6 separate regions of the Homo sapiens genome follow, and regions 2, 3, 4, 5 and 6 are each linked to region 1. A link is an interaction called in ENCODE POLR2A ChIA-PET data of the cell type or tissue named here. Cell type or tissue: MCF 10A. All regions are shown on one strand. Each heading gives the region's core, and the rest is flanking DNA. Links, peaks and the distances in the headings are about the cores only. Region 1 has its middle 67 kb from the start of SH3GL3. Region 2 overlaps BNC1 (basonuclin zinc finger protein 1). Region 3 has its middle 39 kb from the start of BNC1. Region 4 overlaps BNC1-AS1 (BNC1 antisense RNA 1). Region 5 holds the start of BNC1 (basonuclin zinc finger protein 1). Region 6 has its middle 36 kb from the start of BNC1-AS1.

Region 1 (5,256 bases), core at 693-4,692:
CTTTTTTGCTCCTTGTCCTCCTTTAAGCCATGTCACCTTCTCTTTAATACCTTAACAAGAATGCTCCCTTAACAAGAATCACTAACATTCAGTATCTGGCCCTGGCTGAGCATTTAGCATGTATTATATCAATTTCATCTCACACCAGATTATGAAGAGGGCATCATGTCCATTTGGTAGGCAAGAAATGAAGTGTAGCTTAAGTAACTTGCCCGATGTTATACCAGGGTGGAGCTGGCATTCAAGCCTGGATCTGCCCGGAACTCACAAAGTCCTGCTCCTAAGCAATGGGTGAGGTCTCCTTGGGCTCACACAGCCCCTGTCACTTATGTCCCCCTGTGCAGGCATGCACATCCTCTCCCCACACAATTCACCCCACTGATGACATCTGCCTCTTGTCCATTTTCCCCACTGGACTGGGAATGCCCAGAGGGCAGAGATTCTGTCTGACTCACAGTATCTGCCCCACCACCTGCCATTCCTGCTGCATGGCAGCCATCAGTGGAGTTTTATTTATTTATTCATTTATTTATTTATTTATTTTTGAGACGGAGTCTCACTCTGTCGCCCAGGCTGGAGTGCAGTGGCCTTCACTGCAACCTCCTATTAGTGGCCGAGGGGATGAGAAGGAATGACACCTGGCAGAGAGCCGGGCTGAGTCAGGGACTGGCTCACAGCAAGATGGTGACTCTGCTGAGAGATGGAAACAGGTGGGTCTGGAGGTTCTCCTCCCTTCTCATTCATTCATTCAACAAATAGCTACTGGGGGTCTTTTATGTGCCAGGCACTATTCTAGTTGCTGAAGACACAGAGGTGAACAAAGCCTCAGGAAACTGCAGGCAAGTGCTGGGCCTATTTGCTTTCTCCAGGCGCTTTGCTCAGATCTCAGTCACTGTTTCCTTCCCTATTTTTCCTCATTGCTTAGAAGAGTTACATTTTTTACGTACATCACTCAGGTTAAGCATCTAAGGAACCATAAACAAAAGCAAGTACTAAACGGACAAAGTCTGAAGGCTTAAAAGTCACCTCCCCCTAACACCTCTGCCCAAGCATCAACCTCCTCAGGGTTCCTTCTCTAGTCTGAGACACTCCATGCTCCATTTCCCATTTTTCTGTGACTGGAAGTTCTGAGCTGCCTTCCTGGGAGAGCAAGAGTGCTTTTACTACCTCCCTCTGCCAGGTCAGGTCACCTTTGACTCCACTTCCGCCCCACCTACATGCTCTGGGGGGAGTCAGGGAATTTGCTCCTGGCTCCTCTTCCCTTCCAGGACTGGAAGAGATGGGGAGGCTGCTTCGCAACCTCTCCAGACCTGGACTGGAGGCAGGGAGGACAGTCAGGGCATCAGTCTATCCGTCCATCCTTTGGCCCATCTGTCTATTGTTGCATTCATGCCGCATACCAGTAAAGATCACAAACATGGAATGGAAGCCCACACCAACTGTAGCGCTCTCTAAGCCCAACTTGAGAAAGGAAGGCTCTTGTTTTGCGCCCTGCCCCCCAATTCAGCCCCGATGCTTAGTGCCCAGTGGCTTCTCTCATCTCACTGGGAAGGGGAGGGACCAAGGAGGACTGGGGAACGGGGTGGGGGTGAGGAGGAGGGAGATGCTTGCCCTGACAGGCCTGGGCCGGTCTGCACTGAGGCACACACACCACCTGCACCTGGGAGTGGTGGGGGGAGGGGGCGGGGCTTGAGACACGAGCGCCTTTTCCAGAAGGCTCCCCTACCACGTCTCGTCCCCACCCGCACCCCCTTGCCTACCACTCGCGGGGCGATTCCAGGAGTACCTGGCAACACCACAGACTGCGCGGCCCAGGCCAAGCCAAGCGTGGAGACCGCGCAACCCCGCCCTTGGCCCTGGCCCAGGTGTCCCGGCCACAGTCCCCAGTCTTGCAGGGGACGTTCCCGCGCTGAGCAAGTCCTGATCGCGGACTCCTGAGTTACGGGGAACCGCCTGGTCCAAGGCGAGGACAGGGAGTGCACCAGCAGAGGGAACCCACCCTGCCTCCAAGCCCTGCGGAACTTGGGCTGCACGGGAAGGAGCTGGTTTTACAGCCCTGTGGGGTGCGGGATCCGAGTTTCCCTAGGCACCTGCAGGAGAGCCCCAAAATCTAACACGAGGGCATGGAAGAAGGAGTTGGATGAGCGGTGGCCCGAATGAAAGGCATCCGTGCTCTGGAGTCTGCAAGTAATTTAAGCTTCCAAGCCTCTAAAGATGCTCCCCGCACCCTCCTCTGAGGAATCCGCGGGCGGTGGCCTGGGCCCTGTCCCGGGACAAGGCACTGCGTCTCTGAGATTAACCCCTGTCGGGCGCGCCCTAGCACTGTCAGCATGAGGTCATCCTGCCAATAGGAATTTCCTGTCCCTTCAACACTGACTGGAGACGGGCCCCACCCTATGCCCAGTCCTCGGGCTCCTGGACTCACCAAATACCTGGGACGCTCATTGCCAGGCAGCGCCAGGCCCTGCCCTCCAGGCCTCATCGCTGCCGCAGACGTGGGACAGGTTTCCTCATCAATGGCCGAAAGGGAGCCCAGGTCGGGGGGCATGTTCTCTGGCGGGCATTCTCTGCCCCAGAGGAGCCTGCTTTCCTGAGCACCGGCCCCACTGTGCCTCATCTTGGTTCCACCCTTCCAGCGCTTGGCAGTTAGTGTAGGAACCGAGATCTCTAGGGAAACTGAGGCCTTTTGGCAACAAGATGCCCTGGGGGCTACCCTAAGAAAGGCACAGCTTCCTTGGAGTGAGGAGTGTCACCTAGCAAAACTTGGACAACATTAGAAGATGCAATTAGCAGGTGAATCTTAGGCTAAGAATGTGGGTATTCACCACAAACTCTGTCTCTCCCTAGTCAGATGGTGAATGTGACACAAACCCCTCCCTGCTGGGTTGTGAGCTGGGTGGAAGTTCCTGGGGGCGTGCTCATCCCCATGTCCAACGTCCTTTGCACACAGTAGGAGTGCAATAAACCTTTGTCCACTGTTAAACTGGGGAGAGACTAGTCATATGATTTTTCCTAGTGCTTGTGACCTGTATTTTCTGGCTACAGGACAGAGGGGTCTTAAGCCAGTATGGGAGGTAGGGGTTGGGGCAAGAGGGAGGATAAGAAGGTCTCAAAAACAGGAGGCTCTGATGGGGCTGGACTTCAGCACCCTTGTGTGAGGTTGATCAAGAGAAGGGCTGAAGACAAGAGTGGGAGGAATGTTTGGGGAGGTGGTAGGATTCTGGGGGATAATGGGGTCCAAGTGTCAAAGTGTGACCAGAGTGGGACAGGGGGACATCTCCTCACTTCTGGCAGGGGCTCAGCAGGTGAGGACACCAGGTGCCTTGGCTTGCTATTTGGAGCTCAGAGAGAGAGTGTCCCCAGGCATGCATCCTGTCTGGGCAGGTCCCTTTGGTCACAGTGTCACAGTCACAGTGGGGAGGCGCCCTCAAGTGGCTTCACAGCAGCAGACCTGGATGGGGATGGAGCGCAAGAAGGCAAGTCTCTGTGATACCCCAACTCTCCTCCCAGAAGTAACTCGATGAGGAGGTTTTGAGGGAACCAGGAAGAATAGCTCAGCAAACGGTTTCAGAGACATTGAAACAGGAATGATGACTCATAATGTGTCTCCATTTATAACCACAGGTTGAAGAGATCTTACAGAACTGGAATATTTAAGAATATGACATTATATTTCTCAAATGTTTGATATCTCCAAACAATAGTAATTTTTAAAATAGCGGCCAGGCACAATGGCTCACGCCTGTAATCCCAGCACTTTGGGAGGCCGAGGCAGGCAGATCACCTGAGGTCAGGAGTTCAAGACCAGCCTGACCAATATGGTGAAACCCTGTCTCTACTAAAAACACAAAAATTAGCTAAGTGTGGTGGTGGCACCTGTAATCCCAGCTACTCAGGAGGCTGAGGCAGGAGAATCGCTTGAACCCGGGAAGGAGGAGGTTGCAGTGAGCCAAGATGGCGCCACTGCACTCTAGCCTGGGCGACAGAGCGAGACTCCATCTCAAAAAACAAACAACAAACAAACAAACAAAAACCATTTACTATGTATCTTTTGATTACAAATCAGTATTTGTTTATTTAAAAAATGGACAATGTAAAGAAAATGCAAAAAGAAAGTAAAAACAACTGGCTCCCCAGAGGTAACCACTCTTTTACATTAAATGTTACACATATTGTTTTGTAATTTACTTTATCCATGTAAGAATATATCATGAATCTTTTCACATGGCAGTAAATTTTCTTTTACATTATTTTTTAATGGTAGTTTAGTATTCCTTCCTGTAAGTCTGCCAAAAATCATTTAACCAATCCTGCTATTGGACATTAAGCTTGCTTACAACTGTTAACCATAAACAAATGTACGCACGCATACATGATGAATTTCTTAGGATAAGTTCCTAGGAAGATAATTGCTGGTCACAGGTCAAATGGTATGCTCATTTTTAAGGTTTTTAAAATATGTTGGCAAATTGCCCTCCAGGAAGATTGTTTTAATCTCTACCCTCACCTACAAAGCATGAGAATGCCTATTTCTCCACACCCTCACCCAAATTTGGTATTCTCCATCTTTTTAACTTTCTGTCAATTTGAAAGTAGAAAATGATAATCTTTAATTGTTTAAATTCCCATTTATTTGATTATTAGTAAGGGTAAGTAAAACACCTTTTCACTATTTTCATTTCTTAGTCTGTAAATTAACTGTTGCTATCATTATTTATTATGCTGACCAGACATTGGGCATTTACTACTAGGTGTGTTCAGTTTTTTTCTTATTAATTTTTAGGAGCTCTTTATATAATAATATTATCCCCTTGCTTGTCACGTCATGAAGACTTTATCCCTGTTTGTCTTTTAACTTTAAACACTCTTTTGCCTTATAGAAGCTTTACATTTTTATGTAGTCAAGATTATCAACCTTACATCAACTTACTTCAAGAAAGGTTTCCTCTATATCAAGAATATAAGAACATAATTTTCCATTCCACCTCCATTTATTTTCCCAAATGTTTTTTATTGTGGTAAAATGCATGCAATATAAAGTCTACCATCTTAACCTTTTTTTTTTTTTTTTTTTGAGACGGAGTCTCTCTCTGTTGCCCAGGCTGGAGTGCAGTGGCACGATCTCAGCTCACTGCAACCTCTGCCTCCCAGATTTAAGCGATACTCCTGCCTCAGCCTCCTGAGTAGCTGGGACTATAGGCGTGCACCACCACGTCCAGCTAATTTTTGTATTTTTAGTAGAGACAGGGTTTCACC
Region 2 (5,256 bases), core at 891-4,890, 100 kb before region 1:
CTTATATTCTAAAGGGCAGAGACAGGAAATGAACAACAAACAGTATCATTTCAGAATAAGGCAAGTGTTATGAAAGAACTAAGAAGAGGCCAGGCGCAGTGGCTCACGCCTATAATCCCAGCACTTTGGAAGGCCGAGGCAGGGAACCTGAAGTCAGGGGTTCAGGACCAGACTGGCCAACATGGCGAAACCCCATCTCTACTAAAAATACAAAAATTAGCCAGGCGTGGTGGCGCATGCCTGTAATCCCAGCTACTTGGGAGGCTGAGGCAGGAGAACTGCTTGAACCCGGGAAGTGGAAGTTGCAGTGAGACGAGATTGTGCCACTGCACTCCAGCCTGGGCGACAGAGACTCCATCTCAAAAAAAAAAAAAAAAAACTAAGAAGAAAGCTATGCTAATGATTTAACTGGGTGGCATGGAGGGATAGGGACAGGAGTAAGAATGTTTTAGATTGAGTCATCATCAAGAGCCTTTGAGGAGGTAACATGTGAATTGAGTCCCAAGGCATGCCAAGGAGTTGGTCATGTGCAGACTGGAGAGAGAGGAAGTATTTAAGGGAGAAGGCATAGCAAGTGCAAAGGCTCTCAGGCACAATAGAGATGGGTGTTCAGGGAAGAGTTAAGGGGCCAATGTAGCTGGAGTGAAGTTGTTGAGGTTATTAGCAGAAAATGAGAATAAGACAGGTGTCAGAGACCACTGTGCATAGGACCTTGTGGGGCAGGTGAAGGAGTCTGGATTTTAACAGTAAGCCTTTTTTTTTTTATGTATGAAATGAATATAATCTCCCTGTTAAAAAGATACCTCTGGCTGCAGGGCTGGGGAGCCCGAGCCCCTTCCCGTTCACCTCACCGGGCACCTTTCACTGAGAGGTAGTAAAACCTAGGATTGGCCTCAACCTATGTCTTACTTCCAGTTAAGCCATGTAAAAACTTCAGCTCCATGCCTTGGTGCCTTTGGCCATCATGTGGGCTGGAAACCTACTCCTGCCTACCTCAGAGGCCTGTTAGCCATATTAATGTGGATACACAGATGGGGAGCTGAAGCAATCAATCAAAACAGTGAGACTGTTACTGCTGCCAGACCCACAACAAGTAAGTTCTTCGGTCTTCTGGGCTCTGGTTGTCCGACTCTGCACAGAGCTACCAAAAATATCTAAGGTAAAAGCCCCTAAAAAAGTTGCTTCACAATGAATCATTCCTGCAAGAGGCAATGAAACAACTAAAACTCCAAACCAACACTTAGCACTGGGCCTGATACTTGGTAAGCCCTCCACTGGTATTATCTGAGAAAGTAAACGAATGATTGAACAAATCAATGAGAGAACTGTACTATGCTTACTGATTATTAATCTTTTTCCCCCAGTTATCTTTTTCCCCAATATGCCTTAGTAAAAATAAATTTAATTTCCAAGTCTCAGTTGGTGGTCAGGTGACTTAAGTACTGACCAATGGTATACAATACAAATTGTTGGGTGAAGTATTGTAGAAAACTCCTCATAAATAGCAGATGACTCTACTGTAAGACCTGTCTGCCTTTCCCTCTTCCTCTTTCTTGGAACAAGAACCTGATGGCAGGAGCTCAGATACCATTTTGTGACTATGAGGCAATACCGAGGTCATGCCCTAAGGATGGCTGAGAAGAAAGAGTAGCAACTATTATTTAGGAATTCTTTTAATTTGCAGCCAAATGCAGTTTCTAGTTTACACACTGATCTTCCAGTTGACTATGGAGAGGGCCATGTAAAAACCACGTGGAAAATGACTCACTAGCAGAGATCACCGAAGTTAAGTTTTAGAGTCTGTGGTCCTCTCTTACGTGTGAGATTCTAAGGCTATGCCAGATTCTCAGTGGAAAAAAATCGTAACTCTTCAACTTTAAATTTAAAAACCCAGTCTGGCAAACCACAAATCACTTTTTAACAGCCACCAAGTTTACAATAAAAATGCTTCAGGATTTTCTTTTTTTGAGACAGGGTCTTGTTCTGTCACCCAGGCTGGAGGACAGTGATCACTGTTCACAGCAGTCTCTACCTCCCGGGATCAAGGGATCCTCCCACTTTATTCGCCCTCCCAAATCTCACATAGGCGCATGCCACCATAACCAGCTAATTTTTAAAAAAATGTTTTTATAGAGACGGGGGTCTCACTATGTTGCTTAGGCTGGTCTTGAACTCCTGATTCACTTTTTTTCTTTTTTGGAGACAGTGTGGCTCTGTCGCCCAGGCTGGAGTGCTGTGGTGGGATCTTGGCTCACTACAACTTCTGCCTCCCGGGTTCAAGTGATTCTCCTGCCTCAGCTTCCTGAGTAGCTGGGACTACAGATGTATGCCACCACACCCGGCTAACTTTTTGTATTTTTAGTAGAGATGGGGTTTCACCATGTTAGTCAGGATGGTCTCTATCTCCTGACCTCATGATCTGCCCACTTCGGCCTCCCAATGTGCTGGGATTACAGGCATGAGCCACCGCGCCTGGCCAGTTTTTTCTAAGTAGTACTTTTTAAATGTTGAATATAGATAATTGTTGCTAACGTGCATATCAAAAACTGCCAATCAGGACACATAAAACAAGACATCTTTTAAAGCAGCTGGGCTACCTTTGGTGTCTAGGTGGAGAGCCTGGCTTCACTTAACCTGTTGTGAAATTGTCATTCTTACTCTTTCTGTGGCTGCAGAGCTAGCCTTCCTGGTTTAGGAAACTGCATCATTCAAGGGTGGGAGTTAATTCTCTACCCCACTGCTCTTTGGAGCTACTTTGCCTCTGCACTTCTTACTTTCCTTATTAGAACTGGATTTTTTTTTTCTCCTTACCTTCCCACCTCTCACTTTTCACTCCTTTCACTTTTTCTTTTTAAGTTTCCCATTGTTTTTCTTACATATGAAAACCCACAGAGGTACAACTAGGATTCTGAAAAATAGTATCACCCTTTGCCAAATAGGTAATAAGGACAACCGGGAAGAAGAGAGGTGAAGCCCACTAAGTCCTTTAATGTGAGGCAGCTTATCTGCAGGTGAGAGTGTCGGACTTTAGCTGACCTTGAGAAACACACATGGGGCAGACACTCAACACATCATGCCATCATCTTCCACTAATAGTTTAAGAAAATGATAATCATTTATTTAACAAGGTTTTTATTTGTTTGTTTCTAAAGCATCTACTATGTACTTGGTAACCATGGGGAGCTTCATGGAGATACAAAGATGAGTAATTGCCAGTGTCTGACACTAGGGAAGACTTGAATGACTGCAAGAAAAAATCACACAACTGGGTTGGTCAAAAACAGCAGAGTAGAGAATATGATTTGTCAAAAATTAGCATGAGTCATTCACTGTGTTAAAATCTAGGAATTCAAAATATACTCAAAACAAACAAAACTCATTGGCCACTTTTAGAAAATGCTAGGAAACCAACTAACTATTCTGAAAATTGGTAAACAAAGGAAAAAAATCAAATGTGTATCCTTTGCTATATAACCTGTATTTCAGGGTAAAAAAATCATTGATGAGACAAAGATTATCTCTGAATGTGGATCAAATAAATGAAGAACTGGAGTATCACCATTCCGCAACTCCTAATGAAAAATAGGAGGCCATTTGTCTCTGGACTGAAGGATACATACCACCACACATATGGTGTTCTTGATAAAAAAGTTCAAACCTGAATTGGATCAAGCCTCTTACTCAACTCCAATTTAAGAATATACAGGAGATACAGGAATGTTTAAATGATACTACAAGGAAATAATCATTGAAATTCAGACCAGGGAGCACTCTACAGGACAAATGATCCAGCTTTTTCAACAAATAAATTGCAAGGAAAAAAGTAAAGTATGAACCTATATATTAAAAAAGACAATGTACGGACCTTACTTGAATCCTGATTTGAAGAAACCAACTGTAATATAAAGTTTGTCAGGTAATCAAGGAAATTTGAACACCAATTAGAAATTTAATGACATTACAGTTATTGTTAATTTTTTAGGTGCTCTATGGTATATTGCCCTGGTTTTTTAAAAAAGAGCCTTTGTATTTTAGAGCTTCATATTATAATATATATGAATGAAATTATATAATGCCTAGGATTTGCTTTAAAGTAATCTAGTGTTGGTTATGATGGGTAGGAAATACAGATGAAATGAGACTGGCCCAAAGTTGGTAACTGTTGAATCCCCAAGCACATATTACATCAAGTTTCATTCTAATTTTGATTGTTTGAAATCTTCTATAATAAAAAGTGAAAAAAATAAGTCAAACTCCTACTCTCCCCCAAATTAAATAGTTTGAGTGGGATAGGAGAAATGGAGAAGTCAAGGTTGTACAGAGAGGCCAGAGAGGGCTTCCTCCAGGAAGAAGGCATGCTCTCATCAGTGCATGCAAGAAATACCACAAGCCTAGGTACAATGTAAAGCTTAACATGTACATATGTGTCAGGCCAAGGAGCCTGGGCCACAGAGCACAGGTCTCTGTTACGGGCAGTGAGACCTACCTTGAAAGACAAAATAAGGTGGGCCTGGGCTGTCCAGATGAGCAGCCAGGAGTCTCTTTATTGGGTTCATAGGATCATTGGCTTTCTACAATGGGGAGGCACTGTTTACCACAAGCATGGTTAAAAGGAGATGTGGGGAGCCTCAGAAACCAGGTAGTCAGCATTTGCAATATAAACACAACACTAAAGGAGAATGGACAAAATCTGGTTTCTCACTCCAAGTATGAGGATGAAATGAGAGACCAAAGACTGAGGGCATGGAGAAGGGTCTGGCAGAGAAAGGGCAGGTGGGAGGTAGAGCTCCTTCAAGTGACAGATATTGATTGGGCTGAGTCTACCTGTGAGTTTAAAGTATGCATGACACATTTGTAGTGTTCTCTAGCTGCTTAGTTCAAAGACTGTGATGGGGAAAATACTTGTTCTTTTGATGTCTATGAATCAAAGTATAAACTGTGTGCCAAAATAATTTAATGTCTGTGCTTTTTTTCTTAAAATTATTAGTTTCAAAAACTGAAAATCTATGAAATAGCTGAAAAACATGCAAACACTACCTTAAAAGCCAAGCCAAATATTTCTTCTTTAAAAAAATTTAAGAACTGTACAGAAATGTAAATTATATGGATATATTTTTTCCTTTATAACCTAATTTGGGAAACCTCAGAGGTAATCTTTAGAAACCTTTGATAACAAAAAACCAAAAGATATTAATTGCATGTAAAGGGAACTTTCCGAACATAGTTGAATCAGCCTGAGGAAAAAAATACAGAGCA
Region 3 (5,256 bases), core at 525-4,524, 56 kb before region 1:
AAGTGCTTGGATAAGAGCAGCCTGATAGATAAAAAGACCAAATGGAGTAATTCTTTCTGCTGCCTTTAAAATTCTGACAAAGTTCTGTCTCAGTAGTTCTAAACAAGATAGCCTCTGCTCAGTGACCAGAGCCCGTTATGTAGACTGGCATGCTGGCAAGGCCCTGGTCTGAGAGTAAAGATCCCATGATACAGCAACAAGGAGCATCCCTGAATGTTCTCTCTCCGGGATGTTCTTGTCTTACCAAAAGACCAGCCCCTGAAATACTACAAGGCTCTGGAAAGTCATTCTGCTGGCAGTTGGCATGTGTGGACAGTGACCACCAAGAAGGAAAAGACTACCCTTTTCACACATGGCAAAGCATGCCCTCTCCCTCCTATTTGTAGGAATTTTTGGTTATCTATGGAGTCCCATGTTGCCTAAGTCCTCCTGGAGGTGCTAAACACACAGTGGAAGTACAAAAACCCACACTCCCTACTCTAAGCCAAAGAGCTCTGCGTTTAGTCTTTTTATACAATAGCCTGGTCTCACTTAAGCACCGCGTTTTACAGATGGAGAACTGGGGGTGGAGAAACTGTGGCCTATCCAGGGTCCCATTGAGCGTCAGTGCTGTACTTGGGCAGAAGCAGCCCCGGTTCCATGGAGATTCCTTCTTCAGGTCTCTTCCATCAGCACTGCCTCCTTCCTGTGGGTAAGGCCTCCTTCCCCTGCCCCCCAAAACTCAACCCAGATCCTTCCCAGTGGTTGCTTTCACATCTAAAAATAAAAGAAGAGTGGCAAAGAGGCTAATCCTCCAGAAAAGGTGTGTCCATGTTGCTAAGATGAGTATACCTCAAGTCAGTTCCTTGCAACAATGGGGATTTCTGAGAGAGAGCAGCTGGTCAGGCAAAGTGGGGAGCTGTGCCCACTGAATCTAATGAAACAGCTGCTGAAGTTAGATATACGGTATCCGAACACTTAGAAGGGTTTAATCCTCTCTCCTGCAGCCTTTTCTCTTGGTATTTCCTGAGGACCGAATGGGGCCTGCAGCAACTAGCTTTGGGTCTGACTAAGCGTTTTTGTTTTTTTTTTTAACTGGAGAGGAGCAAGCTGCAACGAGGGCCTCATTCCTGGTTGGGTGCAAGACCCGGGAAGAGGCAGAGCAAGGCTGAGAGCTGGGGTTCTTGGCCTGGGGCCTGGGTGTCCTTCAAAGAGGGGAGACCTAAAGGCATGTGGCTATACATTTACAAATGCATGAACACAGCTGCAAGATACTGATGGGCTTCAGAAACAAGAACAAATCCAGAATTCTCCCTCATAGCTAAAGGCAAAAAAAGTTTTCCTCCAGGAATAGGTTCTTCTTCAATTGTGAAACATTGGATATAGGAAGAGAAGATCGCCACATGCTGGAGCATAGAGTGTTACAAAACCTTTTCTTCTGAAACTTGACTTTTCATGCAAGTGCATGGAAGTTTACAGAGTGTTATGATGAGATATCTGTTAAACCAGTAAGACCCCAAAATAAAAATGCCTCTATGGTGATAGAGACCAGAACAGTGAGAACCTTTGCGGGTAGGCTGTCCACCGTGAAGGGAGGGGAATAAGGGAGTCTCTGGAGTGCTGGGAGTGTCCTAAACCTTGGTCTGGGTGGTGGCTTCTTGGGTATGTGCATGTGTAAAAATTAAAAAGTCATCAGGGGGCACACTTGAGATTTGTGCATTTTACTCTATGTAAGTTATGCCTCAATAAAAAAAGAAAAATAAAAATTTTAAATGCTGTTTTCATTGCTTTGCTATGCCAGCAGTTTGGGTAGGCGCTTTTATTTCCAAAAGCTAAATCATGTATAACTTATGTAATATTTCAAGCCATCTCTGGAGTTCTCTCCTATAATACCTTTTGTGCCCAAGCTCTTATCTTATAAAATGTGACTGACTTTTAAGGGTCAAAGATGATTTTTCTCCATCTGTCATTCTTGTCCATGGCAAATGTGGACATGTCATTCGGAATGTAGCATGGAGGCCCTGATGAAATTGGAAAAGCATGTGGAGATAAAATTCACTCTGGGATGAATCCAGACACTTCCTGCCACTGGCCAGATGTCACAGAGCTGGAAGCCACCCTCCCAGGGGAAGCGATTCAACCAGCCTAAGCCAGATGTGTAGGAAGCTGCCTCGGACCCACATGCTAACACTATCCCAATTGTGTAGAGCATATGCTTTCAGTCAAGAGTGAAGAATGCGGGAAGGGGTACATGCCAGGAGTCTTTCAAGCATGGCCCACCAGTCAGCCTACAGCACGATGCACCGATGCGTCCAGTCAGCAGATGTGTGTCACCATGACGCAGGCTGAGGCTGGTTAAACAGTAACAGAGCTCAGTGACCTAATGCTCACACTCAGCCCTTCCTGAGAACCTCGCGCCACAGTTGTCATGCTGTGGGATGTGTCAGCTTGATTCTGAGGCTGCCTGGAACATCTGTGCTTAAACTACATGGAGTGGCAGAAACGCCCCTTCCTGTACCCAGCAGTGTGTCAAGAGACCTCAGTGAGCTGCCAGGGAACATGGGTGCAGTGCCTTTTTGCTCCGTGTTATTTTGAATAATCGCAAATGCAACTGCATGGCAGGCTGTTTGGGAAAAACTGTTTAGTGACTGAGTTTTGTGTCCTGGTGTGGCTTTCCAGGAGCCCATGCTGCCTGCAAGGATACCCCTCTGTGCCCCTTGGTAAGCCTCCAAGGCCTCCACCTGCCCCTCCCCTTTATAGAAAGATCTGAGTGTAGAATTTGTCCCAATGTTCTAAACTGACTGAGACAGACTTTACAAGAATCCTACCTGCTCTGATTACAAAGAAGGAAATGTGTATGCCTACTTGCTCACAAGTGCATGTGCACACACACACACTTCTGTGTGTTTGAGAGGAAGCAGGCAACCACACATAATGTCGTTCAGAGAAAGACACATGGATGAAGAGACAAGGACAGAGACATCCCAGGGCAGCCTATACATACCCACAACCCCTTGGTTGGCCAATAGCAGCAAATATTGTACTGAGGCAGAAGTCATGGTACGTAGTTTTCATGGGCAAATATGGTTGGGCAGATGTGGAAACATTTCTTAGCATTTGTTCACACCAATTGCTCAGAAACCAGGCCATGGAGGGCTCTACTCCACAGTGCTTTCATCTGCAGACCTCCCAGCCTCTGCAGAATTCACTGATACTGCATGAGGACACCATCGATAGACTTGTTAGGCTGCCATTTTTGGCAAAGACACACACACATGTTCTCCTCCTACCTAGACGCTGGGAAAGTCAAATCTACTTCAGTCATCACTTCACCTCATCAAAAACTATGGCCTTCCTGTCTACCCAGAGATCTTCCTTTATAGAAATCACAGCTCTGCTTGCTTAAAAGCTGATCCTTAGAGCTGCAAGCACCAGAGAAACTGTCATGCATAATGTATCTCTTTCCTTTAGGTCATCAGCAGTACACTGTGTGCACTGACCTGTCTGCCAGTCACCATTTCAGTACCAAGCACTAAAAACAGTCCCCAAAAAGTTGTCTAAACCTCATATTTTTGGGGTGGATTCCCCTCCCTTCACAGAGAAAATTCACAGGGTAAAGCAATGGTCATGATAATACATACCTGTGGCTCATCACCAGTCATTTACTTGGCTTTAGAATTTGTTTTTGTGCTTACACTGGAATATGAGTCTGCCTAAGGCTGTGGGAATTCACAGCTCTTTAGATAAACTAAATGATCTTCCCTTTAAAGACCTGACTCAGGCAGAACCAAAGGTGGTTTAGTCTCCTGTTCTGCCTCCCCACTCAAAACCAGGCTTTGCACGCTGGATTCAGACACGTTGGAGCTAGAGGCAAGATGCCAGCCTAGGAGGAGCTTCCCTGATCACCTAGGTGCAATGGACTGAATAAATCCTTTTAGAGTTTCAGCTAATCTGCAAAGTGAGGAGCTTATAGTTAACCTTTTCTCATGCTCCCCACCCCCATCCCATGGGTCCCTATCTACAAGTTTCTGTTTCCTCACTGTCATCATCCCAAGACTCCTTTTCATGCTGTTAATACCCATAGGACTTCACTTAATTTTCACATGTGATGGTTAAATTTTATGTATCAACATGGCTAGGCTATGGTGCCCACTTCTTTGGTCAAACACTAGCGTAGATATGCTTCACATCTACAATTAGTTGACGTTAAGTAGAGGAGATTGCCTTCAATAATCTGGGTACCCTCATTCAATCAGTTGAAAGCCTTAAGAGTAAAGACAGATTTCCCAGAGATGAAGGAGTTCTGCCTCAACACTAACACAGAAATCTTACTGTAGTTGCCAGCCTGCCAGCCTGCCCTACAGATTTCAGACTTGCCAGCCCCCACAATCACGTGAGACGATTCTTTAAATCTCTTAATGTACCCGCACACTCCCAACACACTATTGGTTCTGTTTCTCTGGAGAACCCTGACTATTAGAACACAGTTCCCATTCCTATTTCCTCAACTTGTCTATTTCCTCCATCTCCACTGCCAGGTCTTCTTTTTGTTGTCCTCCCTAGACAATATACACAGCCCCTCTTCCCCCTCTCTGTATGCATATGCATTTTAAGATCTCAAAGTAGTCTTCAAGAAGGTCTGGGTTTTTGTTTTTGTTTTTGTTTTTGTTTTGAGATGGAGTTTTGCTCTTGTTGCCCAGGCTAGAGTGCAATGGGGCCATCTCGGCTCACCGCAACCTCCGCCTCCTGGGTTCAAGCGATTCTCATGCCTCAGCCTCACGAGTAGCTGGGATTACAGGCATGTGCCACCACACCTGGCTAATTTTGTATTTTTAGTAGAGACGGGGGTTTCTCCATGTTGGTCAGAGTGGTCTCGAACTCCCAACCTCAGATGATCCGCCCACCTCGGCCTCCCAAAGTGCTGGGATTACAGGCATGAGCCACCATGCCCGGCGAAGGTCTGGGTTTTACTTTTAGGAAACTTTCTTCTTTCAGCTCAACCTCACCGCCTGGCTGGAGGCCTCACTCACTCACCATGAGTGGCCTCTCAGAGATCAGCTTCCATCTGGACTGCAGTGAGGGAGGCCCATGTCTCCACATTCCAGGGAGTACAAATGGAGATGTCCAGGCTCTGGAAGCCTGAACCCTGAAGGGCATGGGATGAGGGCAGTACCCTGTCTTTCCTTGGGTGACCCAAACCATCTTTGGCTGCCATTGTGTCTAACGAGGTGATCAGAGCTCGGGGAAGGTCTCACTCACTGTCCTACTGTCTGCTTT
Region 4 (5,256 bases), core at 858-4,857, 89 kb before region 1:
ATATAGTGATGTCTTCTTGAGGCCTGGGATTGTAGCACATAATAGACGTGCAATAAATATTTGTAGTGTGAACATCACTCCTGATGGAGAACAGCTTATAACTTCCCTAAGTTTTAAATGGAATTCTCGAAAAACACACTGAGATTAGACACAACCTTTTGTGTTGGATCTGAAGTCCGCAAATGGGCAGGTAAACCTTTCTAATATTTACACCCTAGAAGACCCCCTCTGGTTGTCAATAAATAATTCTGTTAAATACAGAATAGCCTCTTCTTAGGAAACTAAATCTCACAAGCAGTTTTTCCCCAGTGGGGACAGATGAGCTTGAAAAAAATTTTAAAGAATATTTTTAATCATGGAAATCGTATTAGAAAAAAAAGCACCTTTTAGCTGTAGAGGTTTGGGCACTAACAGTGGGAACATCATGATACTACAGCAGGTCAGGCAAGCAGGTAATCTGCCTAAGGAGGTAGCCGCCTCTCACTTGAGCCCACCAGTGGCCTGGAGGAGGAGCCAGCCCTGGGGCTGTTGGCAGAAAGACAGGGTGAGGGCCAAAGGGTCAGGGCAGGCCTTTTGAAATAGCAGGGTGGGCAGAGAGCAGTGGCCCTGTCGGCCTTCTGTGGTGTCCTCTCCTGAGTCCTCCACATTCCTCTGAGGTGTCAGGAAACAGCAGGAGGCAAGAGTCACATTTGTGCCGTCACCTCCCGGCCCAGAGACATACACCTGGTGGCGGCAGGTCTGGGCACATCTGCAGCTTGGCTCGGTGTTAGAGCCTGACTAAGCAGCACTTGGGCCAAACTGGCCCCCCCACGCAGCTGTCTGCTGGGGGACAGGCTGGCCTACCACAAACCTGGCACAGGTGTCACAATTTCCCCTCTTCAGCTCCAGGGCTGCTCCCTTTTGAGGGAGAGGACATGAGGCCATCCCAAATGTGGCCCAGGGTTTTGGTGGCAAAAGATTGTTCCTGTTCCTCAATTTCTCACACAAGGCCTGGGGTTGAAGGGAGCAAAATACCCTGCAGGTCGTGCTACACAGAGGCGAATGCACTGTGCCTGGCATTTTGGGTTTTGCCAAAGATTGCCAGATCTCAAGGGGGTGGTGGGAGTTGGTGTCAGCGAGGAAGTGATAAATACAATAGTAAATTCCAAAGTGAAAACAAACCCAGGCCTGATTCGTAATTACTGCTTGCCTGAATGTGGCTGCCAGTGATGCAACTTGTGAGCCTCAGTGGCATCTTCTGCAACCAGAAAATTCTCATTTCTGAAACAGACGAAGGCTTATAATGATTTTTTCAAGTGGAATGCTTGGAGCAAATATTGAAAGTTTGGCTACCATTGTTTTGGTATGTCTGGGGTGTGTGAAGTTAGCTTCTCATTTAGGCTGTTGTCCATGGCCTTTAAACAGTCAGCAACAGTCACAAGAAGGCAATGGCTTGCCTTCCAGACAACTCATTCTTTCATCACCAAGGCAGTGGGAAGAAAATACCACAGGTTAACTTATCCCTGGACACTTTGTTTAGTAATAAGCTTGTCCAATCTAAGTTCTGTGGGCCACATGTGGTCCAGGAGAGCTTTGAATGCAGCCCAACATTCAAAGTTTAAATTCTTAAACTTTCTTAAAACATTACGAGTTTTTTTGTTTTTTGTTTTGTTTTGGTTTTTGCTCATCAGCTATCATTAGTGTTAGTGTATTTGATGTGTGGCCCAAGACAATTCTTCTTCCAATGTGGTCCAGGGAAGCCAAAAGATTGGACATCCCTGATTTAGTACTACACATGTGGAAGAAATACTTAGTTGGTGAAAATCCCTTAAACTAGGCACTTTACAGATTGAGTTGGTGAATTTGGGGCGAGTTTCATGAGGACAGGACAGGTCCTGCTTGGATGGGTTTTGGGAGGCTGGTGAACATATATCAGAAAACTTTTAAAGTTCATTATGCCTTGGAACATGGTGTCTTCTGCAGATTTAATGATCCATTATCCAAGGTGAAGGAGGATATATTTGGTTAGGTCATATTGCTTTCGGAAACTGAGGATAAAAGGGTTAGGGAAGATGGGCTATAGGACAAATTTTGAATCATTCTCACTCACTGATATCAAATGGTAAAAACATTTTTAGGGGGATAATTTTTGTATATTCTTAAGGGAAGAGAGAACTCTGCAAAAAAAATTTGAGTTACCCATTTTGTTGTTTTTGAAAAAGTAAAACCACTTTAAATGTCTGACTTAGAAATTTTATAGAAAACAGATTCCCCTTTATAGAGTTTATGTCTGATATTGAATAAAAAAATTAATTAGCAATCCAGGCTGTGCATGAAAAAAGATTATAGCAGGCAGTATGATGTGTGACTGGCCTCTTCACCCTTCCTTTCATTCCTTCTCCGCAGTGTAGCAGCTATGTTCTCTGGGTAATCAACCCCAGTCCCAGAGGTGATTGGCTCAGGTGACCCATGCCTAAACCAATCAGCACCAAGGTATTTTCCTGGGCACAGGAATTGGTTCCAGGTCGTCCAATCAGCTTAAAACTCAGAACTTTTGTTTGATGGGCATGAAATGCCGAGTTCTTTTTTTCCCATAGGGGGTGAAGAAGGATAACATGTAATCCCTGTTGTTCCTGGCATCTTGTGAATAATAAAGGGAAATCGGGCTGGGAATAGAGCTGACATGTGGAGATGAGAGCTCAGAGAATTGTAGAGAAATTCAGCTGGAGCTCTGATTCACGCCTGAAGCCTTTGGGCTTCATGGATCTGTGAAAAATTAAATCACTTTTGTCACTTAAGCCAGTTTGAGATTTTTTTTTTTTATTTTTAAGAGAAAGCTTCTCAACTGATATAGAAACTTACCTTCAGTTTTACTGGAAGATTATTCTGGATGAAGGAAGGATAAGTGACATACCAACTGTTCTCTGTCATAACAGTCTTTGTTCATTATTTGCATTTTTAGATGACATTGGTGATGGAGGATTAGGAGAGAACCTCCTGACACAGACCTTCAATCCACAAACGCTGGGTCAAGTGAAGAGATTTTTCCAATCAAAGTACATTGATGCTGTAATCATTAGTTTTTTCCTTACTATTAAGTAAAATATTTTCCAGAAATGCACTGACCACATACTTTGATTTTTTAATAACATTTTCTTCATTGGATTATGAAATTTAGGAGGTTAGGGACTGTGTTTTTTTGTTTTTTTTTTCCAAGACAGAGTCTTGCTCTGTCACCCAGGCTGGAGTGCAGTGGTGCGATCTGGGCTCACTGCAACCTCTGCATCCCAGGTTCAAGTAATTCTGCCTCAGCCTCTGGAGTAGCTGGTATTACAGGCGCCCAGCACCACACCCGGCCAATTTTTGTGTTTTTAGTATAGATGGGGTTTCACCATGTTGGCCAGGCTGGTCTTGAACTCCTGACCTCATGATCTGCCCACCTCGGTCTCCCAGAGTGCTGGGTGCTGGGATTACAGGCATAAGCCACCGCGCCCGGCCTTTTTTTTTGAGACAGAGTCTTGCTCTGTCACCCAGGCTGGAGTGCAGTGGTGTGATCTTGGTTTACTGCAACCTCTGCCTCCTGGGTTCAAGCGATTCTCATGCCTCAGCCTCCCACGTAGCTGAGATTACAGGTGTGTGCCACCACACTCAGCTAATTTTTGTGTTTTTAGTAGAAGTGGGGTTTCACCCTGTTGCCCAGGCTGGTCTTTAACTCCTGGCCTCAAGTGATCTGCCTGCCTCGGCCTCCCAAAGTGCTGGGATTATAGGCATGAGCCACCGCACCCGGCCCAGGACTGCTGATTTTTGCTATATCTAGCACAGTGCTCTTCTGTACACTGTAGGTGCTTCTTAAATGTGGGCTTTACCTATACATTTATAAATGAAGAGATTTAAACACATATTCCTGACTTGTAGCTCCTTAAAAGTACCTTCTTGTAAATGGCATAATAGAAGACTTCTAAAAATGTAATTGGTAACTGTGCTTGGAAATCTACTTTGTCAAACTGTGGCTTCTACACCTTGTCTCCAACACCAAATCAGTTTTGATACTGATGTTTCCCAGAGGTGTGGCTTTTAATCCTCAAATTACAGCACAGGTTTTAACAGGCCAGTTTTGTCTGTCACCAGGAGTTTAGTAATTAACAAAATGCTCCATCTCTAATGGTTTATCAAAAGGCCAGTAAGCAAGTAAGAGACATTATACAGGAAACAGACTTGGTATGCTCATTGAGAGAATTCATTTAAGGAGCACTCCAATTACATGCTATGTTTAATTTGAGCCCAGTTGCTGAAGCTCAAGGTAAGACTTGCAAAGGGAGGTCTGAAGCAAGCCCTGACCATGGATCCTACATATGAACAAAATTGAGGGTCCTTCTGAACGTCCATTCTAGGAATCACATAACTTGGAGTCATTTTCACAGCCATGGATGTTTTGCAACAGGCTTTGCTACAAACACTTTAATAAAAGTTAGTGGTTTTTCTTGGGAGTCCAGGACAGGCGTATAACAACCACTGAGTAACCTGCAAGTAATGTTCGTGGTGACAATTCTGCTTTGTTCTGTGGGAGTGTAAGTAGCTGAATCAGGACACAGATCGCTCTCCGTGAGTGTTGGGAAAGGAAGGTCTGCACACTCAAAGCAGGGAGTGTTCTCTTTATCTGAGGTGGCTGCCAAGTCTTAAATACTAAAACATGTAGGTGTACTTGAGTAAAGAGAAAGCACTGACATTTCAAAGATAACTTGATAGAAGGCAAGAAAGAAGAGGAACTGGGTTATTTGGCAGAAATGTAAGTTTCCCCCGGAAAGGTCACCTTTTTTAGGACCTTGGTGTCCTGAGATTCTGACAGAGGGTTGGACACATCCTCAGGCTGATGTTTGTGCAGAGCAGGCTTTCTGCCTGAACCTCTCCTCTCACTTTCCTTCATCAGGACACCCCTAATGGATTGCAGATGTCGTATTTGGTTAGAAGCACGTTTCAGATACATCTGCCCTTCTTGCTTTTATGCAAAAAACACCTGCAAATCTTTATCTTTGGTTGGATTTACCACACATTTGAAGCTTTGAAATTTTGGTCCAGTGGGAAAGAGGAGCATGTCACCACCTTCCTCCTTAAGTTGAATTCCATAACTGACAATAGCCTTTGGGGGAGATGTTTCCATTTTTCTTTAAGGATAGTAGTTGGTAACGTTTTAAAAGCCTCTGTCCTATTCAGCTGAAAGTTCATTAATTTCTTTAATCCTAGGGAGTCTGGAAAAATCCATAGTGAATATGGGTAGAT
Region 5 (5,256 bases), core at 402-4,401, 95 kb before region 1:
GTAATGTTCTTTTATATGATGTACAAAATTTTATTTTGACAAACTATTTTAACAAGGTTTTAATATGTATCAACGAATCTGGGAAGGGATCAATGAAAAGAGAGTCAGTGTATCCATCACTGAACAAAAGTTTCAATACATTAACACGTATTTGCAAACTCAGGGTCGAAGACTTAGAATCTTATCAAGAGATCCCATAAAATCGAATAGCAAATTAAATAAACAGCGAATGAAAAAAAATCTGCCAAATGCTGTTTTTCAATTCACTTACTGTCAAGCCAAAATCTTGTCGCTTTGATGAAAAGAATATATTTTTAAAAAAATTGTTGCTACATCTGCTCTGTGGTCCTATGCAGTAACACATGTTCTCTCTCCCTCACACACACACTCTCTCTCTCCCTGACAGGGATTCCCAGGACACCGGTGGGGCCTCTTTTAGGCCCCTTAAGTGTTAACAGCAAGAGGCCTGGCTGAGACCAGGCGTCTGGGCCGCTTTAAATGCCCTGGCCTTCAGAGGACTGAGGCGAGCACAGCCATAAAACCAGGGGACGTTACCGAACCCCCGAGCGTCTGATGCCCCCCGCCCCCCAACCACACACAACTTCACTCACACAATTAAGGCTGGGAGATGGCATTCCACTTAACTGTCAGACTCGGAGCGGTGGCAGCCCCGCAGCCACAAAGAGATGCCTTAAATGAGAAGAACATGTTTCTACACCGCATTTGTGAAAGTTTGGCTCGGAGCTACGCGCTGATTAATATCAGATCTCCTTCACTCGCCTCGCCACAATCTTGTCACATCTGGCTGACAAATCCCGAGGAACTCCGGCAAAGCCAGGCGGCGGCGGGGCTCCGGGTCTGGGCGGCGGCTCCGGAGGAGCAGCGGGAGACCCCGCAGCGGCCTCCTCCTTCTCCGCCCGCGGCCCCCAGCCTCGCCGCCGCCGCCCGGCTCCCAGCACGGAACCGACGGGGCGCTCCCGAGACGGGCGAGCCACGCGCTCGCAGGTCCCAAGGCCAGGCTGGGCGGGACTGTTAAGGGAGCTCGAAGTCGGGGGCCGGGGGCTTCCCGTCCCGGCGCTTCCCATGCAAACCCCTGAAGGAAGCGGCAGGCGCAGCCGCGGGCTCCGCAGCCCAGGCCCACTTCCTGTCACTCCAGGAAAACCTCGGAGCGGCGGACGCGGCTCGGCCCGGCTTCCAGCCCAGAGCCCAAGCGCCTTAGCCCCGTCCCAGCGCTTTCTGAAAGACGGGCCACCTCGCGCGGAGCCGCGACAAGGACTCCAGGGTCCGCAGTGAAGCTGGTCAAATCTGCCCCGCACACGGTCAACGCTCGGTCTGTGTCCCGGAAGCTTTCGGACCGGACCTGTCTAAATAGCGACTTTCAGTCGTGGGTTTTTTGTTCTTGTGGGTTTGTTTTGTTTTTTGTTGTTGTTGTTGCTCTACAAAAGATTTGTCCCGCAGTGGACGGGAGCCTCCTCACGGCCGCCCGCCCGTCTCCGCAGTTCTCCTCAGTGACCGGAGGCTGCCGCGCGCCCCGTTCTCCAGAGAAACAATCCCCGGAGAGAAAGACGGCCAGTGTGAAATATCAGCTGTTTCACAAATTCTGAGGTAAAAGAAAAAAAAAAAAAGAAGGGGTCGACCCCCACAGGTGGAAACAGCAAGTCCTAACGTCCTGGGCTGAAGCCTGGGGTGCGGGCGGCAGAGAGTGGCGTGTAGGGTACCCGCCGAGTGCCGCCGCCGATTTCCACAGGCTGGCCCGCCGGCACCTCCGACGCGCCCGCAGATCCGGCGCGGAGACCGTTTGCCAGCTCCGGGACGTCGGGCAGGGACGGGTCCCAGAGCCCCAACCCCCCCGCCGCCGCCTCCCGGCCGGAGACCACGGTCCCTCCCGCCGCGCCTCGGGGCCGCGCTGCCGCGCAGGTAGCCAGCTGGCCCTCGGGAGGTGGCCCTCGGGTACCCACGGGAGCCGGAGCCCAGCGGCGTCCCGGGCCGCCTGCTCCGCGCACAGAGAATCCCCGCGCCCGCGGAGGGCGCCGCGCTTACCTCGGCCATCCTGCGACCGCTGCGGTGCCGGGGCTGCCGGCGCGTCTCCCGGGCCCGGGCCGCCCCGCGTCCGCCCCGGCTCGGCGGGCGCCGCCGCATCCACGCTCCGGCCGTCGGGGCGCGACCCGGCGAAGTGGGCGGCTCCCCAAGCGCCCAGGCTGCGCAGCACGATGGCCGCCCCCGCCGCGCACCGCGTGTGCCCGCACGCCCGCCCCCTGCGCCCCGGGGACGCCTCTCCGCCCCTCCCCCTGCCCCTCCGCCCACCGCGCGGTCGCCCCACGCCGCGGGCGCTGCTTCGCCGCCCGGGAGGCCGCCTCCCGCCCCGGGACCGGATAACGCCCTAAATCAGCGCAGCTGAGGCGAGGCCGTGGCCCCCGCAGACCGCGGAGACCTCGCCGGCGGCCGGCGCGGAGGTGTCTGCCCCCGCCGGGCTTGAAGGCACTTGTTGGTAAAAGACACAGACGTGTCGGTGTTTGCCTCTCCCGGGGAAGGGCGAAACGCTCTGAAGTTCTCTGGCGCTCTTCTCAGGAGATGATTCGGCCTCCCCTCCTACCCTGGGGCGCCCTCGGGGTCTCACTGCCGCGGAGGAAGAAGGCAGCGCCGCCCTCGCCTGCAGAAACCTCATTCCCGAGAAAGTGCGGGACGAGCGTCTTGGGATGTGGAAGAAGGGGGTCGCCAGGAGGTTTTCTTAAGAACTCAAAACAAGCGCCCCCCACCGCACACGCACACACACACACACACACACACACACCCCTTCCCTTGGGTGGTCTGAAGAGTCAAAGTCCCAGCTTGACCACTTTCCCAGGACAAATGGCTTTGCTCTCTGGGCCTCAGTGGCTTCAGTTGTAAAATGGGATTAAGTTTTTCGCGTCTTATTGGATGCTAGGGACGGAATGAAATGAAGTGCCCTGGAGAAGCCAACTGGAGGTGGTGGCCCCGAGAGTAGACGCGGAGGGGCTGAGGCCGCAGGATCCTGGAGCCCAGGAGCTGACGGAGATCGCCCACAGCTGCTGCAGCAGCGCCCGGGTTTCTGCTGCCCCGGGGCAGGGCAAGCCTCTCCCAACCTCTTCAGCTCCTTAAAAGGAGTCTGTAAAGGCTAGACTGGGGGGGCGGCGGGGGTCCTGCTTCCTCTTCCCTCAGTTTCTTCCACCTGCCTTGCTGCTGGTGGGGATCCTTGAAAAGGAAACAAAGCTCTTCCTTCCCTCTCTGAGAGGAAAAGGAAGATGAAGTGAGTTGCCCTCAGCCACCCAGAGTGTGCCTGGTTGTGGCTATGGAAGGCACAGGCAGGTGGAAGGCTTCTGAAGGGAAGAGAAGGGAAAGGAGGGAACAAGGTGTACGAGGAAGAATGTGTGGGTGTCTGGGCGTCCTGGCGTCCTGGGGTCCAGCGGGTCCTTCTGCCTCTCCTGGGGTGGACACACAGGTGAGTGTCCTGGGCCTGATGTGTGGCGCCTTTCCTTGTAGGCTTGAAGTCTCCTGGCCTCACGTGATGGACCTTGCCGTGGGAGGAGATTCTTTTTTTTTTTTTTCACGTGGCTAACTTCTTGATGTAGCTTTGCTAGATTCATTCCGCATCTAAACTGCTTACCTCTCATTCCTCCGTGCCCCCGTATTGAGGCCTTTCTTCTAACACCTCCTTCTCTGTTTGTTGTAACACAGTGCATCTTTGAAGGACTTTCTGGAATGTCACCACATCTCAGAAACCTTCCCTGATCCACCAAGCCTCCACTCGATGTGCTTTTGCCCTGTTGTGACCCCCAGGCACTTTTTTCTGCCTCTTTCATCGTGCCAGTAGCATTGTGTAGCCTAGTTGTGATGTGTGCTTGTCTTAATTCCTTTGGTGGTTACTCATCTTAGTGGCTTCTGTGCTATGAGATACGGTAGCAGATAAACCTCTGGTTTTGCAGTCATAGTGACCCAGGGATAGCTCATTCCTAGCAACTGGAAACTGGCTGAGGAAGTCAGCCTTCTTGGCCCCTCTTTTCTTCTCTATAAAAGCAGATATGAAAGCCTGTCTCAGGCCAGATTGGTAGGACTAAATAAAATAGTCTCTGTTCTGCAAACCCTCTCCCCCTTTCCTTTCTGCTGCATCTAAAACCAATTTCTGGATTAACTTAAATTTGTTACCTACAATAATATTGTAACCAAGAGAGATCCTTGATGACAATATTACTGAATGCCACCTATGCCTATTATAAATACACCACAATGTCTATGTCCCAGGCGGTGGCCCACTTCAATAACTTTAATCTGTCCAATTGAAAGTTTTGGTCATTATCTTTATATTAATTGCAACTAAATTATATGTGTTTTAGTAAAACTTTCTGCTAGCAACAAATATCAGAATCAACTGTGTAACTCTATTCCTGGCTACAAACACAAGAAGGATTCTGGCAGTACATAATTTGAAAACATGAAAACAAGCTGCCTCTTCCAACATGTACTGTTGGGATCGACAGATACATTTTTTTCAAATGTGACAATTTGGACCGACATATAGGGAATCAGTAGGTCGAGATAAAAATTACTAATTAATCTTTTGCAGTTTCATTTTAAATCATGTACCTGATAGTACCATGTGACCTCTGACATCAGTCCTCAAATTTATTTCTCAGGTCTGATGGGCTTCTCTGCCATTCCCTGGAAATGTTAAGTAGAAACAGGAACAGAGAAACCACCTGTGCCTGTAGACAGGAGTGTGGTACTGGCTGGGTAAAGACTACCCAGACCATCTTCCTGTTTTCCTGCTGGTTACCAGTGGGGTCTGGTATGGCCTTTCCCTCCTCTAGACCTCACCTTTTTCATCTGGCAAATGAGAGCATCTCTGAGAGCCCATCCTGCTCTTGCAAAGTCCTCACGTTTTGCTTCTATGTTTCAACCTTGCCATTTTCTTTTGTGGCAAGTTCTTTGTCTTGGCAAGTGATAAAAACAGATTGTCTTCCCTAACTTTACATTATCAAGTACTAAAAGAAACTTTATTAAAATTGGAAAGATTGAGAAGATACAAAATAATGAAATCTTTGTGACCTGATGATAAGGAGGTAAGAATCAGCTCTTCTGAGATGCAGGGCTTGATTAGGTTGCTGTGTCTCTGACTGAGGCATTTCCCAGAGTGAATGTGTTGTCACTCTCCATCCTGAGAATCAATGACAAATGCTGAGGGGCTGGGCAGGCTGAGTCAGGGGGAAGTGGGGAGGTGGGGGGCCATGTGAACCCAGA
Region 6 (5,256 bases), core at 734-4,733, 130 kb before region 1:
GTCAGCCACATGTATGTCTTCTTTTGAGAAGTGCCTGTTTGTGTCCTTTGCCCACTTTTTAATGGGAACTTTTTCTTGTAAATTTGTTTAAGCTCCTTATAGAGCTGGATATTAGACCTTTGTCAGAGGAATAGTTTGCAAATACATTCTTCCATTCTGTAGGTTTTCTGCTTACTCTGTTGATAGTTTCTTTTGCTGTGCAGAAACTCCTTAGCTTAATTAGGTCCCATTTGTCAATTTTTGCTTTTGTTGCAATTGGTTTTGGCATGTTTATTATGAAATCTTTGCCAGTTTCTGTGTCCAGAATGGTATTGCCTAGGTTGTCTTCTAGGGTTTTGATAGTTTTAGGTTTTACATTTAAGTCTTTAATCAATCTTGAGTTGATTTTGTATATGGTATAAGAAAGGGGTCCAGTTTTAATCTTCTGCTTATGGCTAGCAGTTCTCCCAGCACCATTTGTTGAATAAGGAATCTTCCTCATTGCTTGTTTTTATCAGTTTTGTTGAGGATCAGATGGTTGTAGATGTGTGGTCTTATTTATGAGCTCTCTATTCTGTTGCATTGGTCTTATGTGTCTGGTTTTGTACCAATACCATGCTGTTTTGGTTACTGTAGCCCTGTAATATACTTTGAAGTTGGGTAGCGTGATGCCTACAGCTTTGTTCTTTTTGCTTAGGATTGCCTTGGCGATTCAGGGTCTGTTTTGGTTCCATATGAATTTTAAAATAGTTTTTTCTAGTTGTGTGAAGAATATCATTAGTAGTTTGATAGGGATAGCACTGAATCTGTAAATTGCCTTGGGCAGTATAGCCATTTTAATTATATTGATTCTTCCTGTCCACGAGCATGGATTTTTTTCCATTTGTTTGTGTCATCTCTGATTTCTTTGAGCAATGTTTTAGAATTCCTTTTGTAAAGATCTTTTACCTCCCTGGTTAGCTGTATTCCTAGGTATTTTATTCTTTTAGTGGCAATTGTGAATGGGATTGTGTTTCTGATTTGGCTCTCAGCTTGACTGTTGTTGGTGTATAGGAATGCTGGTGATTTTTGCACATTCATTTTGTATCCTGAGACTTTGCTGAAGTTGTTTATCAGTTCAAGGAGCTTTTGGGCCGAGTGGGGTTTTCTAGATATAGAATCATGTTGTCCGCAAATAGGGATAGTTTGACTTCCTCTCTTGCTATCTGGATGCCCTTTATTTCTTTCTCTTGCCTGATTGCTCTGGCCAGGACTTTCAATATTATGTTGAATAGGAGTGCAAAGAGAAGTCATCCTTGTCTTGAGCCAGTTTTCAAGATGAATGCTTCCAGATTTTGCCCATTCAGTGTGATGTTGGCTGTGGGTTTGTCATAGATGACTCTTATTATTTTGAGGTATGTTTCTTCAATACCCAGTTTGTTGAGAGTTTTTAACATGAAGGGATGTTGAATTTTATTGAGGCTTTTCTGCATTTATTGAGACAATCATGTGGTTTTTGTCTTTAGTTCTGTTTATGTGATGAATCATATTTATTGATTTGCATATTTTGAACCAAACTTGCATCCCAGGGATAAAACCTACTTGATTGTGGTGGGTAAGCTTTTTGATGTGCTGCTGGATTTGGTTTGCTAGTATTTTGTTGATGATTTTTGCATCAATGTTCATCAAGGATATTGGCCTGAAGTTTTCTTTTTTGTTGTGTCTACAAGGTTTGGGTATCAGGATGATTCTGGTGTCACAGAATGAGTTAGGGAGGAGTCCCTCCTCCTCAATTTTTTGGAATAGTTTCAGCAGGAATGGTACCAGCTCTTTTTTGTACATCTGGTAAAATTCAGCTGTGAATCTGTCTAGCCTTGGGGTTTTTTTGGTTGGCAGGCTACCTATTACTGATTCAATTTTGGAGCTTGTTATTGGTCTATTCAGGGATTCAATTTCTTCCTGGTTCAGCTATGGAGGGTGTATATGTCCAGGAATTTCTTCATTACTTCTAGATTTTCCTAGTTTGTTTGCATTGAGGTGTTCATAGTAGTCTCTGACGGTTATTTGTATTTCTGTAAATGACAAAGTTTATTTGGTTCTTCTTTCTTAGTCTAGCTAGCAGTCTACCGTATTAATTTTTTCAAAAAACCAGCTCCTGGATTCGTTGATCTTTTGAATGGTTTTTCATGTCTCAATCTCCTTCAGTTCAGCTCTGATTTTGGTTATTTCTTGTCTTCTGCTAGCTCTGAGGTTGGTTTGCTCTTGCTTCTCTAGTTCCTTCAGTTGTGATGTCAGGTTGTTAATTTGAGATTTTTCTAACTTTTTGATGTGGGCATTTAGGGCTGTAAATTTGAAGGAGCCATTTTTATCACACATACTGAACATTTACTTTGGGCTGGATGCTCTTCAGGAAGAAGACAGAGAACACCCTCAGCCCTTACCATTCTCCTTAACTTGGCTCAAAAAGCAGGGCAGGGTGGTGCAGGTTAGAGCAACAACACACAGACACACCTCCTCACAGAAACACTCATGGTAGGAATCAGAGAAAGTGCTGGAAGAATTCTAGAGGTCACCTACTGCATGGTTTTCAAGAGGAAAGTCTTTTTTAGCCGCAGAACATAGAACAAAATATTAAATGTACATGAAACCAGATGGAAGTGGAAGGAGCTCGTGTGGTGCTTGGGAGCTGTCCAAGCTACTTCTTATCTCCTCTTTAGCTCTCCCTCCAGAACGGCCTGTGAGGCACCTGTGAGGTTCCCTAGAACCCCTCAAAGTACAGTCTGAAACGGCAATTTTACAGATGGGGAAATGAGGGCTCCAGCATTAGAGATGTTTAAGGCCCCACAGCTAGGGATGTGCAGAGGTGGAAGCTGAAGCCAGGACCCTCGAGTCCCCAAACGTGTTCTTTCCACCACATCAGTCCTCTGCGTGTGGTGTGGCTGGTGACCCGGAGGGGCTCTGGATTCAGCTTCTTCTCCCGGAAGGCAAATGCCATCTCGGGAGTTGCGGGGGAAGCCCGTGGGAAACCTACTCCAATCCAATGTTCTAGGCTGAGGCACTCAATTCCTGGAAGCAGGATTAAGACCATTCAGAAAATATGTCCTCTTTTCAGCTAGCCTTGTAACTGGAAGAGGTACATGGGGTCACCAGGGGACTTTCCAAACATAATACATCTCGGAGGTCTGAAAGGACTCAGAAGTAGCGCACAATGCCTATTGCAATAACCAAGTAATTCCAGCAGAGGGCACTATTTCCTAACAATCTGAAATGCTAACCAGCATCACAGATTGGAAAGCTAGGAAGCTCCTTTAAAAAAACAATTTTTTTTTTCAGTAGTCTTAGCTCTCTGCAAAGAACATAAGTATAGCAATTCAGACTAATTAAAATTCCCAATCACACAGATTTCTAGGGTGTAGTTTTAAAAGAATCAGGTGACCAATAGGCATTCTGTTCTTTAAACAGTTTGCCTGTGGCTGCTTTTAAAGTTTCTTGACTAATCTGGCTTTAATGATCAGCCAGAGCATGTCTTGCAGAAGAAAGAGCAAAAGACGTTGAAGCACACTGAGCCAACCACACATTTCAATAAATATGTAGATTTTGAGACACTGTGAACCAACATGCACACATTTCAATAAGTAGATAGAAGCATAGGGACAGGGAACAACCCACACATTTCAATAGATAAACGTGGAGGCATTGTGAACCGACAAATAAAGAAAAAAAAAGAGTTGTGGGTGAGAAGGGGGGTGACAGGCTGGGCTACCTGCTCAGGAATGCACAGCTGGTGTCCAGAGACTCAGTCAGATGCTTCTCTTCTAGCCCCACGATTGCCAGGGAGCTAAGAACAGGCTCTCATTTCCCCAGATGAGGAAATCCTGGTCCAAAGGGGTTTTCCCTCAGGGGTCTCAAGCTCCTCTGTAGATGCCCCAGCATCTGAGGAGGTGGGAGGAGAGGCTGAGAGAGGCTGCCCAAGTCAGGGACTGAGTCTTTTCTTCCCATGAACAGAATGAGTAGCAGGACTTTTCCCTTTTAAGAAGAGTCTAGACCAGTGATTCTCAACTGGGGGCTATTTTGTCACCCACTCCCATCAGGGAATATTTGACAATGCGTGGAGATATTTTTGGTTGTCATAATTTTGGGGGTGCTATGGCATTTAGTGGGTAGAGACCAGGGAAGCAGCTGAACATCTTACAAAACACAGGACAATTCCCTACAAGAAAGAATGATCTGGTCCAAAAATGTCAATAGTGCCAAGTTTGAGAAATTGTGGTCCAGACGAGGGACCAGAAATTCTCAAACTGTAGTCCCCAGTATGGCACATCATCACCACCAGGGATTTATTACAGATGGAAATTCTTGGGCCCCATCTCAGACCTTCTTAATCAGAAGCTCTGGGAGCAACTTGTGTTTTAATGAGCCTTTCGGAGAATCTAAGGCATGCTCAAGTATGAGAACCGCTTGTTTGGGGACTATACTGCTTGAGGCTGGTAGTCTAACACTGTGCTTCTAAGTTATTAATGTGCTTACAGTCACTGCAGAATTGTTAAAATGCAGGTTCTGATTTAGTTGTTGTTAGAATTTGCATTGCTTACAAGCTCCAGGTGATACTGACGATACTGGTCAGGGCCCACATTTTAAGAAACAAGGAGGATCTAAGATATTGCTTAGAAATTTGCCAGATCATAAAATACACCTGAAGTGTATGTTGAACCTTCAGATTCCCAGTACCCTTCTGAGACCCTCTACGTAGGACATTTCCAGAAGAAGGGCCTAGGTTGTTTTTGTTTGTTTGTTTGTTTTGAGACAGGGTCTCACTCTGTTGCCCAGGCTGGAGTGCAGTGGTGTGATCATGGCTCACTGCAGCCTCAACCTCCCAGGCTCAAGTGATTTTCCTACCTCAGCCTCCTGAGTGGCTGGGACTACGGGCATGTGCCACCATGCCCAGCTAATTTTGTTTATTATTTGTAGAGATGAGGTCTCGCTATATTGCCCAGGGTGGTCTCAAACTCCCAGGCTCAAGCAATCCTCCAGCCTTGGCCTCCCAAAGTGCTGGGATTACAAGCATGAGCCACTGCACCTGCCCAGAATACGTATTTTTATTAAGTGTCCCAGAAAATTCTCACAATCAAACAGATCTAAAAACACTGACTTCAGAGGGCAGATTCAAGAGTTATTGATGCATACAACACCTCTGAGTCCCCTTCGTCTATATCAGAAATTCTCAACCCAGGCTGGGGAAAATCACCTGGGAAACTTTGAAACTCCCCCTGCCCAGGCCACAAAGTAGACCAATTACAT

What was found. ChIA-PET counts read pairs that join two places held together with the same protein. Peaks named below come from ENCODE experiments on the same cell type or tissue, not always from the same donor. Only the 100,000 strongest peaks of a DNase experiment are listed, where the experiment ranks them.
Region 2: POLR2A ChIA-PET joins it to region 1 with 35 read pairs; 4 of 35 experiments call an interaction of 5 or more read pairs at or near these places.
Region 3: POLR2A ChIA-PET joins it to region 1 with 22 read pairs; 4 of 35 experiments call an interaction of 5 or more read pairs at or near these places.
Region 4: POLR2A ChIA-PET joins it to region 1 with 15 read pairs; 5 of 35 experiments call an interaction of 5 or more read pairs at or near these places.
Region 5: POLR2A ChIA-PET joins it to region 1 with 24 read pairs; 5 of 35 experiments call an interaction of 5 or more read pairs at or near these places.
Region 6: POLR2A ChIA-PET joins it to region 1 with 48 read pairs; 3 of 35 experiments call an interaction of 5 or more read pairs at or near these places.

What each region holds. Positions count from the first base shown.
Region 1 is chr15:83,377,388-83,382,643 of GRCh38, forward strand. No RefSeq gene overlaps it. Among named protein-coding and RNA genes, the nearest start is that of SH3GL3, 67 kb to the right of the region's middle. RefSeq lists enhancers at 1,347-2,177, 1,787-2,986. In MCF 10A, for the core only: a CTCF peak has its summit at 3,446 (motif pointing left); DNase peaks (open chromatin) are centred at 1,614, 2,354 and 3,474.
Region 2 is chr15:83,275,131-83,280,386 of GRCh38, forward strand. The region is part of intron 1 of BNC1 (basonuclin zinc finger protein 1); the gene reads right to left. Among named protein-coding and RNA genes, the nearest start is that of BNC1-AS1, 6.3 kb to the right of the region's middle. In MCF 10A, for the core only: no CTCF peak of the experiment used is centred there; a DNase peak (open chromatin) is centred at 3,241.
Region 3 is chr15:83,321,277-83,326,532 of GRCh38, forward strand. No RefSeq gene overlaps it. Among named protein-coding and RNA genes, the nearest start is that of BNC1, 39 kb to the left of the region's middle. In MCF 10A, for the core only: no CTCF peak of the experiment used is centred there; DNase peaks (open chromatin) are centred at 1,065 and 2,375.
Region 4 is chr15:83,287,968-83,293,223 of GRCh38, forward strand. All of the region lies in intron 1 of BNC1-AS1 (BNC1 antisense RNA 1), which reads left to right. Among named protein-coding and RNA genes, the nearest start is that of BNC1, 5.9 kb to the left of the region's middle. In MCF 10A, for the core only: no CTCF peak of the experiment used is centred there; no DNase peak of the experiment used is centred there.
Region 5 is chr15:83,282,490-83,287,745 of GRCh38, forward strand. BNC1 (basonuclin zinc finger protein 1) reads right to left here and starts at 2,175. Exons shown (of 5, transcript NM_001717.4): 1 at 2,041-2,175. The coding sequence starts at 2,139. BNC1-AS1 (BNC1 antisense RNA 1) reads left to right here and starts at 1,523. Exons shown (of 3, transcript XR_932542.3): 1 at 1,523-1,605. RefSeq lists enhancers at 1,566-2,066, 2,836-3,336. In MCF 10A, for the core only: no CTCF peak of the experiment used is centred there; DNase peaks (open chromatin) are centred at 452, 2,392, 3,312 and 3,842.
Region 6 is chr15:83,245,386-83,250,641 of GRCh38, forward strand. No RefSeq gene overlaps it. Among named protein-coding and RNA genes, the nearest start is that of BNC1-AS1, 36 kb to the right of the region's middle. In MCF 10A, for the core only: a CTCF peak has its summit at 3,193 (motif pointing right); a DNase peak (open chromatin) is centred at 3,196.